Linked DNA regions of Homo sapiens: all the other regions are linked to region 1. A link is an interaction called in ENCODE POLR2A ChIA-PET data of the cell type or tissue named here. Cell type or tissue: MCF 10A. All regions are shown on one strand. Region 1 has its middle 8.1 kb from the start of LMX1A. Region 2 has its middle 87 kb from the start of LMX1A-AS2. Region 3 overlaps LMX1A (LIM homeobox transcription factor 1 alpha).

The links. ChIA-PET counts read pairs that join two places held together with the same protein. Peaks named below come from ENCODE experiments on the same cell type or tissue, not always from the same donor. Only the 100,000 strongest peaks of a DNase experiment are listed, where the experiment ranks them.
Region 2: POLR2A ChIA-PET joins it to region 1 with 5 read pairs; 1 of 35 experiments calls an interaction of 5 or more read pairs at or near these places.
Region 3: POLR2A ChIA-PET joins it to region 1 with 5 read pairs; 1 of 35 experiments calls an interaction of 5 or more read pairs at or near these places.

What each region holds. Positions count from the first base shown.
Region 1 is chr1:165,362,798-165,366,797 of GRCh38, reverse strand. No RefSeq gene overlaps it. Among named protein-coding and RNA genes, the nearest start is that of LMX1A, 8.1 kb to the right of the region's middle. In MCF 10A, no CTCF peak of the experiment used is centred here; DNase peaks (open chromatin) are centred at 1,297 and 1,897.
Region 2 is chr1:165,114,871-165,118,870 of GRCh38, reverse strand. No RefSeq gene overlaps it. Among named protein-coding and RNA genes, the nearest start is that of LMX1A-AS2, 87 kb to the left of the region's middle. In MCF 10A, no CTCF peak of the experiment used is centred here; a DNase peak (open chromatin) is centred at 1,970.
Region 3 is chr1:165,287,032-165,291,031 of GRCh38, reverse strand. All of the region lies in intron 3 of LMX1A (LIM homeobox transcription factor 1 alpha), which reads left to right. Among named protein-coding and RNA genes, the nearest start is that of LMX1A, 68 kb to the left of the region's middle. In MCF 10A, no CTCF peak of the experiment used is centred here; DNase peaks (open chromatin) are centred at 681 and 2,011.

The DNA of each region.
Region 1 (4,000 bases):
CTACAAAAAATGTAAAAAATTAACCAGGAATGGTGGCACATGCTTGTAGTCCCAGCTTCTTGGGAGGCTGAGGCAGGAGGATCACTTGAGCTCAGGAGCTGGAGGTTATAGTGAACCATGATCATGGCACTGCACTCCAGCCTGGGCAACAGAGTGAGACTCTGTCTCTAACAGAAATTTCTTTAAAATCATTAGATGGTGCCATTGCAAGCTGAAATCATGGAAGCAGCTTCTCACTACCTTGCCAATCCCCAGGAAGCTGCAAATGTGTCCACAGAGTCTGGCTCCATAGATGAAAAGGTGGGGTCGACCAGGGCTATCAGTTCCCTGTATTTGGGGTTTGAAGGGGTTTCTGTGGGAGGAACTCTGGCTCTAAATTTTACCCTTTTTCTCACTAGACAGAGAAACTTGCTCTCTTTTAAATCTGTGTTACTGGGTTCTAAAAGAATGAGGTGTTAGCAAATCTGAACTGAATCAACAGTTTGGGGAGTAGCAGAGTATACCACTTCCTCATCGGTAAGAAGATACACTCCTGAATATCTTTAAACAACATGCCCCTTCAATGCACTGGAAATGTGACTACTTTAATACAAATGTGATTTTACATAATTTCCCAGGAACTCAATCATTTTTAAAGGCAAGATGCACCTGTACTGTGACTTACATTAAATGTGTGGTATTATTTGTTTCATGGATAGTTAAACCTATGAGTTGAAGATCGGAATAGAGGGAGGATGAATATGAGAAACTTGAAAGATTTTAAAGGGTCTCTGTAAAAAAAAAGTTTATGATTTGGGTTACAAAGCGGGAAGTAAAGGATCTATATTTGTGTTGTGGTTTTTGGGGTGTATGCTTAAAGAAACTGAAGGATACCTCATAACCTACTACCTGGCATGTTATGTATCAGGGAGAGCTGGGCAGAGAGCAGGGACTGGAGGCAGACTTCACTGTACCCCTTTTTTTGCACCCTTGGTTTGTAAACCCTATTATAATCTGCATTTTTCCTTCTTCATTTCCCACATCTGTCACCAGGGCCTGACTCTGGGAGGACACTAAGCTCTCTAAGTCACACATCTGTGTGTTTTCTAGTGAAGGAGGCAGATATCTAAAGGAAAACTGGAGATACCTTGTGATAAATGCTAAACAGCCTGCCAGGCAGAGGAGGTGCTAATTACCTGTCTGAGGGCTTAAGAGGTGGGTTTTCAACAGGGCAGAGAAGAAAGGAAAGTGGACTCCTGCCTGAGGACACTGCTGATTGGGTAGCAGAGCACAGACCTGTGCCAGGAAAATGGATGGGGAGTGTCTGAGTCACAGTGTGTGTGTGTCGGGGTGGGGGGGGTGTAATGTAGAGTTGTGAACGCCTGGAGTTGAGTGAGGAGGAGGGAAGAGAGAAGGGGAATGAAGGAGAGGAGGCTGGAAATGTTGAGTGGGACCAGCTTGTGCAGAGAAATTTGGATTTTCCTTGGGATGTAGGGATCCATAAGAGGCCCCAACATATATATCTGAAAACCAACAGATGACAGCTGGGAGTGGTTGTGGCTACAGACTGGAGGCCCCTCATCTGCGAGGTGAGAGGCTAGATCAGCTCTGTGCTGGAGCCCCGTCCAGGACTGACTTTTTATGACTAGGTCAGTGTTTCTTCTCTCTATGCAATTGCTTGTGCCATCCAACTGAGGCTCAGCCAGGAGCATGCAGAGCCCTCTCATTAATGTCTTGCTGTCCTAAGGAGGTGAGAAATATTATCTGTCCCATTGCTCAGGGGAGAAGTTGCAGCCTGGGGTGAAACCACTTGCCTGTGCCTGGAAGTGAGTCAGTGGTGAAACCAGAGCCTGCTACCCAGCGGGAAGAAAGATGAGACACTAAAGAAACTCCAATGGCTGTGCTCCTCCCTCCCCACCCTGCCCAGATGTTCTGGGAGACTCTGGCTGAACTCCGGGGCACACCCATCCATGTTCCTGGCAAGCATGGCAGGCCGCAGTGTTTTCACTACCCACTTTTTAGCTGCTGCTGGCTCGGAGCCAGGATGGGGTGGCTGAGCCCTGGCGAAGCTTTGGGGCTGCCTGGAGAGGGCAGGGCACCTGCCAGTGGGTGCCCTGGTACCACCAGAAGGATCAAGGCATACGTTTGCTCATTGAAACTTGGCAGCTCTAAACAGGGGCAGAGCAGTTTTCAGCTGACATTCAGGGTGGATCTCACTCTGTTTGCATATGAAATCAATGAGATAATGGATGGGAAAACATTTTGAAAAGTCACCAAACTTCTTCTTGCACCCCATCCTGCTGCTTTCCTCCTGCATTTCCTATTTCTATTACTACCACACTGTTCCCCAAGCCTCTTTGATGCCTTTTCCCCTTCATTTCTTCTCACTTCACAGCTAAACAGATGCTGGACTTTTTGACTTGATTTCTGATATTGCTCTTACATTCATCCCCCTCAAGGTCATTTCCCTGCCCTGGGCCAGACCTTGAATTTCTCACTTATACTAGAGTAACTAAGTTTATCTGCTCTACCTCCCTCTTCTCCTTTCTTTGAATTCATTAGCCACACTGATACCAGAATTAATAAGCATAGGCCAAACCCCTGATTATTTTACTCCTCCAATCCCAATCTTCCAAAGGCTCTCTATGGCCTGTGGAGTCATAAACTTAAAGTCCAGTATTCGAACCTCCTGTGTTGCCCCATTTCCTTCTGTGCACAGAGATTTTCTAACTTACCTTGACTTTCTCCCCGGATGCCTTTGCTGAAGCCATGTCATCTACCTGGAATACCTTCACCTTCAATACCCTCCTGACAATTTTTTTTTCCTCTCTGAACTTTAAGGTTGAAAAAGGATTGGGGATAAGTTATTGATGGGATAGGAAAGGAGGAAATGGAAACACGTCTTAGATGTATCAAAAACCCTTTATTTTAATGATCTTATTAATATATTCATGCAACAAATATTTATTTTATGCAAGGCACTGTGCTGAGGAGCGGGATGGAAAGATTCACTGTTTACTTCCTTGGGCACAAGAATCTGGAGGTATGAGGATTAAGGGTACATTTTCTTTTGTGTTTAATCAAACAAATCCACAATTACCACTCTAATCCAGGTGCAAAAATATCTATAAGCTGGTTATTTCTCTTTTTGCCCTAGCCGCCAGGAAGCTCAAAGGCAAATTAGACTCTCATTCACGGTATTCATTTGCTCAAATGTTCACACATAACAAGTGCCAAGTACATACTTAGAACTATGTTAGATTGAACCGTGTTATCATAGTTGCTGCCCTCAAAGAGACAACTGTTAACTCTTATATTTAATATTATCTGTTTTCTCTCTTCCTGTTTTTGTAGTTCCACCTTATTAACTTGTTGTATATATCATTTGTTTTACATTTGCTATAATTCTTTTCACAAGAGGTGAGATACAGTCAATAAACAAAAGTAAAAAATTTTCAAACACTGTTCATGAGGTCACAGGTCTGATCTCCATTGTCATGAGTTACATATGTTCTTTTATTATAGACTCTGTCCTAAGCCAGCTAGACATATAAATAATGTTGGAAACACAGTTTGATTGGATCGTAACAATTTTGTAAAGCTTTACTTTTCTCTGTGTCACCTTGTAAACACAGAGTGACATTTAACATTCTATCACAATTCAAATATTTAGCCCCACATTATTATTTTGGTGGGGGTATGATTTGTTTTTCTGCTCCCAGTATATAATTTTAATTTAAAAAATTCATTTCACTATTGGTAGTGTTTGTCACCTCAAATCCTGTTTAGAAACTAGGAGAGATATATTATATAAATAAATTAACAATGGAATAAACACGGCATATCCATCAGAAGAATGAGGATGGATGTACGTTCAGGGGCAGGGGCATTCTCAGTTCCATTGTGGTTTAATGCTCTTGGTAGGTGAAGACACAGGTAGAGTCCCTTCCTGAAAATACCTGTAGGAAGCTGGAGTCTTGCTACTGGCTTGATGGAGATGGTCTCTGCACCTGTTGCAACA
Region 2 (4,000 bases), 250 kb after region 1:
TGCCCAAATTCTGCCACTGATTCCTGATGAATGCCTGCTCAGCCTCAGGACTCAGCTCAGAATGTCCTTCCCAGGAAGCCTCCCTGGACCCTAACCCTGACGCTCCCATCCCACCTCCCACCCTGGGTTGTCATGTTGCCTTGTTTTGCTCCCTAGCCTTACCTGTAGACTCCTCCAGCTCCTCATCTTGGTGCCCATCACAGTGTCTGCCCCAGAGTTAGGTTCCATAAAAGTTGTGGACTGAATTAAACAAATGAACCAATCATTCAAACTGGCCACCTAGGTCAATCCTGAGTGGCGGGATCTGGAGAGACCAAGGAGCCTATCTCAGCCTCTCCAAAGATTAGAGCAGTGCTTAGGACCCTTCCTGGCATGCTGTGGGGGCTCAATAAATGTTAGGACCCTTCCCCTTTGCTTTCTCCTCAATCCAGGGAGATGCATGGCTCATTCTGTTAGAATATTATCATCAGGGTGGTTTTCAGGACACTTCTGTTATGAGTAGGGAGATATTCTAAAACATCTTTGCAAGACTATTTTTTAAAAAGGGTATTCCCTCTCTAATCATATTGGGAAAAAACCCTTTGCGATTTTGCCAATACCAGGCCTGTATCTGCTCCTAGCACTGTTCTATCTCCCTCCTATGCTCAAGCCAATTCTTGGAGGTGCAGATCCCCTCTCAGCCCTGGCATCTTACTCTCCCCGTGCCCAAGCTTCCAAAATTACCCCATTCACTCTCTTCTCTTCCCAACCCCAGCCCATATTTTCCTAAGCAGAAAGAAATGAGATCTAATTTATTCCACAGTATTGATAGTGGCACAATGATTTCATTTGGGGAGAGGGAGAGATTTCTGGTAGTTCAGGGGACAGGAGTGCTGCCTGATGCCCCTTTATGGACCCCTGAAACTTCTCCTTTTTCCTCCGTACCCAACCTCCTGGCTGTGACCAGGAGGAAAGCCAGGAGAAAGAAACAGAATGCTAGTGCCCAGAGCCTCCAGCCTGCCCTAGCCTTGGAACAAAGACGTGGTCGCCTGCAGGAAGCAGCACACATTCTCCACAGGCCCGTCAACCTGCCCTCAGCCTCCGTCCTGGAAAACGCCCGCCGCGCTCCACCTCTCACAACAGCTGGCCCGCGTGTCACAGCCAATTAGGCTTTGGAGGGAGTGAGAGGGAAAGCAGTGACACCGCATATTGACCCCTGCTGGCACGGGGCAGATGTGGAGGCCAGCACGCGTCCCCCGCACGGCCACGCCGCTAATTAATCACCTCGGCCACCGAGTCGTGACAGCGCTTTGCGCTCCGCGAGGCGCACTCGGAGGCAGGGGCCGGGCACCTGCGGAGAGAACGGCCGGCGGGGAAGCACTGGGCCACCAGCCGTTCCCTCTCTCAGCTGGCCTGGCAGGTTGTTTCTGGCAAGTTTTCACTAAAGCTGTTGGGGTTAAAAGTAAGGATGGAAAAGGAGGAAACTTTAAAAAGTCCTAAGTCATTACATGTAGGACAGGTTGGTGGAGCCAGCGAGGTGGGCACAGAGGAGGGGATTGGAGGGGAGCCAAGCAAAGGAGCTCTCTCTGGGGTGGGCGTTTGGGAAGAGCTAATGGGGTGCTCAAGGGAAATGAGCCTGGAACTAGGTGGCTCTCAGTCTTGGCTTACATATTTCCTCCTGCCTTCTCTGCAAATCGCCTTCATCCTATTGTTGCTTCACCAGACGTGTAGGGAAGGGGTGAAGTCATTGACCAAATGCCAAGGAGAATGCCTTCTTACACATCTCTCAAGATTGACTGAGACTTGACCTAGACCTCACTGCCTCCAAGAAACCGTCTGGAGTACACTGTGGGTGGCCTCCCTGTGACCCCCACTGCACCCTGAACGTTCCCAATCATAGCACTCAAGACACTGAACTGGAATTGTCTACGGAGTGAGCACAAGGGCCCTACCAGTGTTACTCATCTCAGTCACTCCAGGCCCTAGCACAGTGTGTGGAGCCAGCTATGAATCATATGAATCATATGTGGAATGATTCACGAACAAAGCATGATCCTTACCTTCAAGGAGCTCATGGCCTGCTGGAGAGAGCGGCTCATACCAGTTAATTGCACTGCAGACCGTACAGGGTAAGGGGTGAAGGTGGAGAAGAGGCATGCCAGCCCCAGCTTAGCCACAAAGCACACAAGTGTTCCTATTTGTGAGCAACTGCTTTTGTTGCTTTTGTGGAAATCTTGGGTCAAGTCTACTCTGATTCTATTCAAGCTCGAAATAATAGCTGAAGAAAGTCAACCACTGTATAGTTTATTCTTAGGCAAAAACTCTTTCTTTCTTCCAGATAAAGCTAGCCCTGGTCACTCAAAAGCTAAATATAAGTGAGGCTGCCTGAGGGCATGTGAAACACAGTTTGGGAACAGGGTATATGCTTCCACTTGGTTTTAGGTTGTTACAAGTTTGTTCCAGCACTAAGACTTATGGCTGATTTATGCCTATGAGATTAAGCCTGAACTCTTAGTGTGTGTGAGAGGAATGCTTTTTGGCATCCGGCCCTGACAGATAATCATACTGACATTATAAGAAGAAGAAGGAGGAGGAGGAGGAGGAGGAGGAGAAGAATAAGAAGAGGAAGAAGAAGAAGAAGGAGAAGGAGAAGGAGGAGGAGAAGGAGGAGGAGAAGAATAAGAAGAGGAAGAAGAAGAAGAAGGAGAAGGAGGAGGAGGAGGAGAAGAATAAGAAGAGGAAGAAGAAGAAGAAGGAGAAGGAGAAGGAGGAGGAGGAGGAGAAGAATAAGAAGAGGAAGAAGAAGAAGAAGGAGAAGGAGAAGGAGGAGGAGGAGGAGGAGAAGAATAAGAAGAGGAAGAAGAAAAAGGAGAAGGAGAAGGAGGAGGAGGAGGAGAAGGAGAAGGAGAAGAATAAGAAGAAGGAGAATGAGAAGGAGGAGAAGAAGGAGAAGATGAAGAGCAGCAGGAAGAGGAAGAGGAAAACAAGGGGTCAGGCAGGCATTCATTTTGCTGATATTATGGATACCAAGTGGGATGGGTTAGACATTCTCCCTGCTAAGAAGGTTTTAGTTTAGTGACAAAAGCCATTTAATTTCTCCAGGTGTTGGTGTCTTCCCTTGTCAAATGGGAATGATTATGCTAATCTTGAAGTATTGGTCACACCACGCCTTGTTTGGACATTTTTCTTAGAGAAGTAACCATTCTTGTGTGCATTATATTTTGACTTTTGATACTTCTTTTTTATGTATGCTATGCCACAAATTCCAGTTTGTGACATTTACAACAAAATTTTGGTGAGCGATAAAAGGGCCAATGTTTGCTTTTTCAAAATAAATTTACCCAGAAAAGAGCTGGTCAGTTAAATGTTTTCTTCCTGCTATTTCAAACGCTTTGTTTTTGTTTCTTTGCTTTTGCTTGATGTTCAGCACTGTGCTAGGTACTACTGGGGAAGCAGAAAAATGTTTTATTTTTCTATTTTTTATTTGGGATCTATATGTAAATACATGCTGTAAGTCTGTGGGTGAATTTGAGAGTGTGTCCGCGTGTGAAAGAGTATGTGTAAGTATGTGTGTGTGTGCTTATAAGTGTATGTATGCATACTGTGGAGGACAAGACGTGTGGGTGAATGTGTGAATGTGTGTTTGTGTGAAAGTGTTTGTATAAGTGTATTTGTGTGATATCGACTGTGGGTTAGTAAGCACAGATGTGAGTATTTTATGCATGTGAGTTTATATGTGTGAGTAGGTGCGTGAGTGTGGGTATATGCGTAAGTGTGTGTGTGTAACAATGAGCATGTGTGAGAATGTATGGTTGCATGTGTGTTGGCATGAACATGAATGCATTGTGTGCACATGTGTGAATGATCATGTGTGCCTGCAGGCGTGTGTGTCTGCAAGTGTGTGTGTGTGTATAACGCAGCATGTTTGTGTATGTCAGTGAAAGCACCATGATGTCTCTTTCACTGAGTAGTCCTGAAGAACATTTACACTCATGAGAGCAGAAGACGGGAAGTCTTAGTA
Region 3 (4,000 bases), 76 kb after region 1:
TGGGCAGGTATATAAATTGTTAGTATTTAAGCCAAAGCTGGATATAATTTAGCAGAGATGCTGGGGAAAGAACACTAAAATAAAAAAGTTCATTCCCACTAGACTGGTGGCTCTCAAACATTATGTGCATCAGAATCACCTGGAAAGCTTGTTAAAACACAGACTGCTGGGTTCCACCACTGAGCTTCTGACTCAGAAGGTGGGTGGGGGGCAAGAATTTACCTTTCCAAAAAATTCTCCGGTGATGTTGGTGGTCCGGAGACTACACTTTGAGAACCGCATTTCTAATGTCTTGTCCAAATCTGAGAGTCTGTGATCCTTAATAATCTTTCATTCCTTGGGAGTACAATAGGGTCTTTTTATCTGCTATGTTCTCAGCATTTAGCACAATGTCTGATCCATAAAAGGCATAGTAGACTGAAAACGTTCCCCAAAGACATCAGGTCCAAAAGATCTTTGTAGATGTGATTAAATTAAGGATCTTGAGATGAGGGCGTAATCCTGGTTTGTCTGGGTGGGCCTGAAATGCTATCGCAAGGGTTTTTATAAATAGAGACATTTTACAAACACACACACACACACACACACACGAAGGCAATGTGAAGACAGGCAGAGATGGGTGTGATGTGGCCATAAGCCAAGGAATGTTGGCATTGGCAGCCACCAGAAGCCAGAAGCAGCAAGGAATGGAATCTTCCCTTAAGCCTCTAGAGGGAGCGTAGCTCTGCTGATATCTTTGTTTCAGCCTAGTGAAACGGATTTTGAACTTCTGGTCTCTAGAACCGCGAGAGAATAAATTTCTGTTGTTTTAAGCCACCAATTGTCAGGTAATTTGTTACAGTGACCATAAGAAATAAGTGTAGTTGATAGTCAGTAAACATCAATGAAATGAATAGGGGAGCCAGATGTAGACTATGTGATGTCCATTTAACTGATACATAAACTGAGGGCTTCATGTCTCAGGTCCAAATGTGCAGTGTATGTTTACTGAAAGGGAGGCCCAAATCTGTCACCTACCTCAGTTTCCTTTCTACTAGCCCAACTGCACAATGAAATCAGACTCCCTAAGGATGGGCCTGTGCTTCACTATTGTTTCAGAAGTTCACCAGCCAGGATTGAAAACTGCCTAGACCGAGCTATGTCATAGAAGCTGGCTGATCCTCAGTATGACTGCTGAGAGCTTAAATGCACACCAGAGGCTTTAGAGTTTGCACAGTACTCCTATCAGATCTAACCCCACAACAGCTGTCTAAGGCAGGCAGGGTGGGTGCCATCATTTCCCAGATGAATAATGAAGCCCTGGGGAAAATTAGCTATCTTGGAGCAGCCAATCCTCCAACCAGACTCAGCTCTCTGACTCCGTATCCAGAGCCTCTTGTGCTACACGGCAGTTCCTGCCCTCAGCAGTGATGTGTGAATGTGTGCACCTAATGACTATTCAGGTAAATTCATTGTCAGCCCTGAGATTTTGGACACTGGAAACATGAACATTTTACATGCTGAATTACTTTAAACTTATTATGGGAGAAGAGGTAGGTAAGATTTGAAGCCAGGGAGCCTTGGCAACCCTTCTTTAGAGGGAGTTTAAATTCATCCCAAACCAGTTCCTGGGGCATTTTACATCTGACTCTTGGGCTAGACATGGGTGACAAATGGTTCCAAACACATGCTAGAATGCTCATATCAGCAAACGAAGGATCTCCCTTTGGGATAACTAGATCTGTAGTGCCATTTTGCTTGTGTGAATATCCAGGCAACTGGCTCTCTCTCTCTCTCTTTTTTTTTTTTTATCAATAATCAGAGAAAAGCACTTGAGCACACATTTCAGTGACTTTGGGTCAGTGGATTTTAAGGTGAATCAACAATACCCTTACCCCCTCCCAACTCCAGATGGACATATAATCATAGCTTCATAAATGTGACCACAAAAGATTAGATGAAGGCACAGGGCAAGGAGGCTGGAGTCTCTGGTGTGGGTGTTTTGTAAGACACCCCCAGCAGGGGCCAGAAGTCTGTTTGCTCTGCCTGCTTGGCCCAGCTGCCAGCTCTGATGATTCACTCTGCCAGTTGGATATTACCTAGTGATTTTTATGGAGTTAAATCTAAAGGAAATTTGAGGAGGAGATCGCTTCCTCTATTTTAATTAGACTTCTGAGACTGTTTGCTTCAAATGCAACTGCACCGCCACACATCTGTAGCAGACTGGCTGCTGGAACAGCAATAAGGCACCATGAATTTTAACTATCTGGAGAGGGTTATTTGAATAGCCAGGTCATGATAGCTGCCGCCTGAGCCTGTGTGTGAGCACAGGCGCGCAAACACGCATACACACGCACACACACACGGTGTACCTCATACAGATGTTTGAACAGTCCCTGGGGAACACACATTTTCTGTTGTAATAAAGGAAAACACAGTCCTCAGCTGTAACCTAGGAGACATGGGATCCCATCAGAATTGGAATCTTTAACCGCATCTTGGCTGCTTGCAGGACCGGCCCAGGAGGGGTTTTTCTAGCACAGGCTTCACGTTGCCTTGTAGTTCCCGGTGGCAGCCGCTGCCGAGGAGACAGCTGCCTGCTGTTCGCTCACACATAAATCCCTGGGGAGAAATAAGAGCTAAGTGGTTGTTACAAAGGGGTGATGGGTTTGACTCCCATAGCTAGTCACAGAAACATTCCTGCCTCTTCCAGACCACACTTTCTCATCCCGAGACACCTTTCTGCCCCTAATCTCTGTGCATGTTTTGGAATCACAGGGCTGGAAGTAGACTCTGGGGGCCACCTACCTGTTTCCCCACTGCTTGTCACTTCCTCATCCAAGCAGGCCCAACCCAGGAGAGCTGTCCATCCCTGTTACCCCTTGGGAAGGGCATAAATATTGTTATCTCCATTTAATAATGTGGTGCTAGAGTAAGGTAGAGAATATTTGTTCCAGGAGAAATGACAGCGGTTTTCAGCCTAGTGACCTGGAGGTGATTTAAACCCCCTCATCTGGATTTGTTTAACACACTTCAGTTTTATTATTCGGTTTTCACACAGGAAGTTAATGAATAACGCAATCTGGCTCTGAAACTATACAACCAAACAAGGCACCCTGGCTGGGAAGCTCACTCTCAGGACAAGTGTACCTTGATTTACACAATAGCAGCATTCCTGGGAAATTGTCTATAAATCAGAATTTTGAAATAAAAGAGCCTTTAGAGAAATATAAGGCATATAGTACGTCAGTCTGTTTTTAATTTTTTTAATTTAATTTTATTTTTTTTTAGCAAAGCCAAGAGCCATCTTGGAACATGAATAATTTTCCCCTAACAGATTTTTAAAATAAATTTGTTGAGTTAGAGTATTCCTCAATAAACCTCTGTATTAAGCATGGCTCACAGGGCTGGTGTGGCCCTTGTAGGAGGTGTTGCCTGGGAGTTGAGTGAATCCTGGAATGTTTGGGCTGGGAGACCTGGGCAGAGGGACCCACCTTCACCCTTCCCAGATGAATAACTGGAGCATACCAGTGCTCTGGGACACAAAGGAACAAAAGAATTCACAGTTGTAACTCACCCTGAGGGCCCAATTCCAGCCCAGTCTTGTCACCGCCTCCCTTTTGGCAAATTACTTCTTGAATCTGGGCTTCTTTCTTTTAGGAGAGGTGTAGTCCGAGAGGTGTAGTCCGAGCTCCAATTTACCTATCAGGAATAGAGGGAGAGAGAGTTCAGTTTTTTTAGTCCTTTAGAGAAATGGACTATCTCACATGTGAAGAGAATTTCTAAAGTCACTGGTCATATTCTGCCCCCGAACCATCTTCAGAATATGATGATTGGACCGGATCAGGTGGATTTTATGGAAGGAAGCCCACTCTGTGCTACTTGGGGCAACTGGCTAGCCAATGGGGTAGAAGGCAGTGCAGATAATTAGGTAGTTTGCTTTGAAGCTCCCATGTTTCCTATTATCAAGCATAATAGGGGACTGTTTTGATTTATTCTTTCTATTAACATATTATTAATA